Regions from separate parts of the Mus musculus genome. Here region 1 is linked to region 2. A link is a loop called in an ENCODE intact Hi-C map of the cell type or tissue named here. Cell type or tissue: heart. All regions are shown on one strand. Each heading gives the region's core, and the rest is flanking DNA. Links, peaks and the distances in the headings are about the cores only.

Region 1 (2,917 bases), core at 180-2,679, 470 kb before region 2:
TGGTTGTGAGCCACCATGTGGTTGCTGGGATTTGAACTCAGGACCTTCAGAAGAGCAGCCGGTGCTCATAACTTCTGAGCACGGGGTTTATAATTCCCACAAAATAACTCATAGAGGCGTCTATACTGTCATATTTCTGGCTCTCCACTTACTGCTGCTCTCTCTTCCACACTGAGAGAATCCATGCTCTTCGGAAATGAAGGTGATCAGAAAGGTAAGCTCTGTCTGGCTTTGTAGACCCTCGGGCCCAAAGTAGGTTTCAGGAAGTCCCAGTCCTACCGATTTGCACACAAGGTCATGTTAAACAGTAATTTAATGTCTACTTCCTGTCACATGGATTTTGTCACAATATGTGGAATCTGACATGTCCACCTTCACAATACCATGCACACCTGGAAAACCTCTGCATCTTCAAAACTCCTATTATGACCAATAGTTGAGTTTCCTTGAATCACATCTTTGCAGTTGGTGGTCATGAAAAGTTCAAAGGATTGTAATCAAATATTACTGAAGGATGATCTCTATCACCTTCTCTCTACCAGTTTCTTAACTATTGGGAAAAGTTATCACACAAAACAGAATGTGGAATGCAATGGTCAGAACTTCTAGGAACTAGACCTTCAGGTTTACACTGGCCTTCCCACTGCATCCCAAAACCAATACTTCTGTGTGTACCATGGACAGAGATATTATAAGCACCACACCCTTCCATTGCCAGGGCTACTCCTCTCTAGCGAATACATACTCAGTGAGGCTCAAGGGCCAAGAGCCTTTGCGCAGGTTACCATATGTATTAACAAAACCACAATCTAGCTCTCAGTACATGTCACTCTTTAGCTAATTGGACCTGCTCTTCCTGGTCTGGTGACAGTGGCTCCCAGCCTGAACATGGCATGGTTTCTGGACTCCCTCATAGCTCCCTACAGCTATTTTAGAGAAGAATCCTGGAATGAACCTGTAAGGCCCCACCCACTAGTACTACTAATTTCTTCGCTTACCCAGAGTCCTTCATTGGCTAATACAACCAAACCAGTTCTCAGGAAAGTAGCAGCTCCTCCATTAAGGGATCAAAGATTAAAAGGCTCAGACAGTGAGGCCTTTCTAGCTCTGTCCTTCTACCCTCTGGCCAGACAGATCCCTAGACTGGGAAAATGTATTTTAGTCAAACTTTGGAGTCACCAGAGTACTTCCTGTTCTCCTTGCAAGGCACAGGGTCCTCTTTGTGAACATTACATGACACAATCAGTGTACAGTGCAGTCATCTCTACTTCATAGAATCTAAGTCCTGCACCCAAACTTCAGTCAAATTCACACTGTAACAATGATTACAGCAAAAACTGGCAGCTGGGTGTGGTGGTGCTCGCCTTTAATCCCAGCACTTGAGAGTAAGAGTGGCAGAGAGGCAGAGAGGCAGAGAGGCAGAGAGGCAGAGAGGCAGAGAGGCAGAGAGGCAGAGAGGCAGAGAGGCAGAGAGGCAGAGAGGCAGAGAGGCAGAGAGGCAGAGCCAGGCAGAACTCTCTGAGTTCAAGGCGAGCCTGGTAGATGGAACAAGTCCTAGGACCACAAGCTCATCACTCAGAAAAACCAGTTTTGAAAAACAGACAACCAAAAAACATAGTCAGTATGGCCATGGTACCAAAAGCAATGTACAAAGTCAATGCAATTCCCCTCAAAATTCAAACACAATTTTCTACACACATTGAAGTTGCATGTCTCAGGCTGGAGAGATAGCTCAGCATTTAAAATTACTGACTGTTCTTCCAGAGGTCCTGAGTTCAAATCCCATGAACCACATAATTGTTTACAACCATCTGTAATGAGATCTGAAGCCCTTTTCTGGTGTGCCTGAAGACAGCTAGAGCGTACTTATATATAACAAATAACTAAATCTCAAAAAAAAAAAATAGAAAGTGGAAATCTCTACCTCATATGGAAGAACAAACACTCCCAGGATAGCCCAAAAAATCCTGAACCATAAAAGAACTTCTGGAGGCATCACAATTCGTGATCTCAAGCTGTACTACATAGCAATAGTGAAAAAAACCAAATAGTATTAGTACAGACAGGCAGATCAGTGGAATCGAATACCCAGAAATGAACTCATATACCTATGGACACTTCTTAGGCAAAAAAGCCAAAACCATAGAATAGAAAAAGAAAGCACGGTGAACAAATGTTCTGGTCTAACTGGCAGTGTGTATAGAAGAATCACCCTGCACAGGATGGATCAAGCACCTCACATAAAACCAGCTACACTGAATCTAATAGCAGACAAAGCAGGAAATACCCTTGAACGCATTGGTACAGGACACAGAATTTCCTGAATACAACATCAATACTCGCTCCAGTTGTTCAATCGCCTGCCCCTTCCCATTGGAAGCAGCTGCCATATACTCACCATGTCGCGAGGTCTGAGCTCGCCTGAATTCCCCTCACAGCACCCAGCAGTAGCACACAGAGCAGGACACAGAAACCACACCACACTCCTGGGATATAGCTTGCAACCAGCAGCATAGCAGTGGGAAGCACCCGCCTCCACTTCTGACTGGCAGGTCAGACTGGAGGCAGTGATTGGCCAGCGAGTCTCCAGTGACATAAGCAACTCCCTTAACGTTAGTGTGTGGTGAAGGGACTCAGTTTAATGATTCCACGTTGCTTTTCCAGGGCCGACCGTTTTCCAGATGAGTAGGGTGAGAGTGCACTGATGGGATAAAGCAAAGGGGTTGTGCTAGGACCCCAAGGGCCCAAATGTTGAGAACGCGACCCCTAGAGACACAGCTTGACAATAACTTGACAAAACTTGACAAAAATAACTTGACAAAAACTTGTCTCGCTGCAATGGCGAGACAGGTTTTTATTCTGATGTGCAGAGGGTTGCTCAGCCTCGCAGGGAGAGTAAATCCCGATTGCTTACACT
Region 2 (2,917 bases), core at 318-2,817:
TACATGGAATTAACTAAAATTGCTACAGTTCCGGTACTGTGAAGGATTTTTCATGATTATATCTTTTTAGGTTGTAAACTCTTTTTTAAATCTGGATCATTTGAAGTGAAAAGAGATATCTTTAATCTAGGCCACAGCTTCTGGTGGCAGACTACATTTATAAAGGTCACTGAAGATGGTAATTCTTTCTCCTGTTCTTCATGTCTTACCCTGACCAGCAAGCTCAGTTTTTGGAAAACTGGCCTACTTATTCCTAATTGTGATGTAGACTGAAGACCAGCAGTGTCATCCAGCCACATGGACTGAGCCACTACTATATTCTTCATCTGTCCATTTGCAGACAGCCATTGTTGGACTGGTTGGACCACAGCTTACAAGCCATTCCAATAAATCCACTTTCTACATGTACAGAGAGATCCGTTCTATCAGTTTTGTCCATTAGGATACCTTTATTAATACAGCTGTGGGTTTTTTCCTCTTCGCACTAAGGAAGATGTGCTGGCTAGCAATAGTGTTGTGTAGAGTTTCTCATCTCTTTCCTGCTTTTCTCCTGGGGCTGTGTAAAGTCTGATGCCTACCAGGTGAAACATAGCTGCAGTTTACCTGACCCGACCATGAAACCACAGAACAAAAATCTTAGTGTTTCCTAAAAATCTCCTCAATTGTCAATATTCTGGGTGCCCTTCCCCTATGGACTGGATTGTTTATTACACTGCAAGTTAAATAATGGGCCCTGCAAGCTATCTGCCTTGATTACAGGAGGGAGAAGGGGAGTGCTGGAAGCCAGAAGCAAGACTTTCCCTCCCCCCTGCTGCTTGAGGAATTCTCAGTTTGCAGAAGCCTTTCCCTTCCCCCTGCTCCTTGCCCTTTCCCTGCTGATATAAACAAGCCTTTCCCTGCCAGTGTAAAGAAGCTCAAGACTGCCTGCCCCCTTCCCCATCTGAGGGGACTGTCTAATGGTCAAAATGACCACAACTGCCATAGCAAGACTAGCTGTTCTCAAAAATTTGCTATAACAATAAAAACGGTCCCTGGGACCCCGGCCTCAGTTTGAATTCTAAGATAAACCGACCTTGCTGACAAAGTTTCTGACATCGCTGGCTGACACCAAAAGTAAAAAACATAACTGTTACTTTGCTGGCCAACATTGATAAAGTTGTGTAACCCTCCCTCCATGCCCCACAAATAAAGAGTAGTTAAAAAAAACAAAAAACTGTAGTTTAAGCAGTTGGGATTTACTCTCCCTGCGAGGCTGAGCAACCCTGTGCGCATTGGAATAAAAACCTGTCTTGCCATTGCAGCGATCTATTGTCAAGCTGTGTCTCTAGGGGTCGCGTTCTCAACATTTGGGCCCCTGGGGTCCTAGCACAACCCCTTTGCTTTATCCCATCAGTGCACTCTCACCCTATTATCTGGAAAACGGTCGGCCCTGGAACAGCAACGTGGGCCAGGAATCATTAAACTGAGTCCCTTCATCACACACTAACCTTAAGGGAGTTGCTTATGTCATTCAAGACTCGCTGGCCAATCACGGCCTCCAGTCTGACCTGCCAGTCAGAAGTGGAGGCGGGTGCTTCCCGGTGCTATGCTGCCGGTTCCAAACTATATCTGAGGAGTGTGGTGTGGTTTGTGTGTCCTGCTCTGTGTGCTACTGCTGGGTGCTGTGAGGGGAATTCAGACGAGCTCAGACCTCGCGACATGGTGAGTATATGGCAGCTGCTTCCAATGGGAAGGGGCAGGCGATTGAACAACTGGAGCGAGTATGGTGAGTCCTCCCTGGGGCAGGGTGCGCACCGCGAACCTCAGGTATACAGGGCCACTTGTGAGGTCTTTTGTGGTCTTAGCTGCTCTGAAAAACTCTGCTCTGGGGCTTCATCTGCGCGAATATTTAAGCATGGGCTTGTGTGTTGAAACCTTCTTGGCAAGATGGCAAACACAGAAATGCCTAGTTTCTCCAGTATCTTCTACAATTTTGTTTGTTTGGTTGGTTGGTTCTTTATAACTTTTGGATATTACCCCTTATTGGCTATAGGGTTGGTGAACATCTTTTCTCAGTTTGTAGGCTACTGTTTTGTCCTATTGACAGTGTCCTTTCCCTTACAGAAGCTTTTCATTTTCTAGAAATGTATTAACTGTTGGTCTTAGAGCCTGAGCCATTGGTGTTCTGCTCAGGAAATTCTGTGTCCTGTACCAATGCATTCAAGGGTATTTCCTACTTTGTCTGCTGTTAGATTCAGTGTAGCTGGTTTTATGTGAGGTCCTTGATCCATCCTGTGCAGGGTGATTCTTCTATACACACAGCCAGTTAGACCAGAACATTTGTTCACCGTGCTTTCTTTTTCTATTCTATGGTTTTGGCTTCTTTGCCTAAGAAGTGTCCATAGGTGTATGAGTTCATTTCTGGGTATTCGATTCCACTGATCTGCCTGTCTGTACTGATACCATTTGGTTTCTATCACTATTGCTATGTAGTACAGCTTGAGATCACGAATTGTGATGCCTCCAGAAGTTTTTTTATGGTTCGGGATTTTTTGGGCTATCCTGGGAGTGTTTGTTCTTCCATATGAGGTAGAGATTTCCACTTTCTATTTTTTTTGAGATTTAGTTATTTGTTATATATAAGTACGCTCTAGCTGTCTTCAGGCACACCAGAAAAAGGCTTCAGATCTCATTACAGATGGTTGTAAGCAATTATGTGGTTAATGGGATTTGAACTCAGGACCTCTGGAAGAACAGTCAATAATTTTAAATGCTGAGCTATCTCTCCAGCCTGAGACTTGCAACTTCAATGTGTGTAGAAAATTGTGTTTGAATTTTGAGGGGAATTGCATTGACTTTGTAGATTGCTTTTGGTACCATGGCCATACTGACTATGTTTTTTGGTTGTCTGTTTTTCAAAACTGGTTTTTCTGGGTGA

The links. Peaks named below come from ENCODE experiments on the same cell type or tissue, not always from the same donor. Only the 100,000 strongest peaks of a DNase experiment are listed, where the experiment ranks them.
Region 1: a loop joins it to region 2, with 13 times the contacts of the local background. A loop is called at or near these places in 5 of 42 quality-filtered maps.

The regions. Positions count from the first base shown.
Region 1 is chr7:43,113,764-43,116,680 of GRCm38, reverse strand. It overlaps a transcript of Zfp936 not described here. Among named protein-coding and RNA genes, the nearest start is that of Gm17768, 37 kb to the right of the region's middle. In heart, for the core only: no CTCF peak of the experiment used is centred there; no DNase peak of the experiment used is centred there.
Region 2 is chr7:42,641,264-42,644,180 of GRCm38, reverse strand. It overlaps Zfp976 (zinc finger protein 976), which reads left to right and starts at 1,577. Exons shown (of 4, transcript NM_001242388.1): 1 at 1,577-1,701. The coding sequence starts at 1,699. In heart, for the core only: no CTCF peak of the experiment used is centred there; a DNase peak (open chromatin) is centred at 1,530; H3K4me3 peaks cover 1,154 bases; H3K27ac peaks cover 467 bases.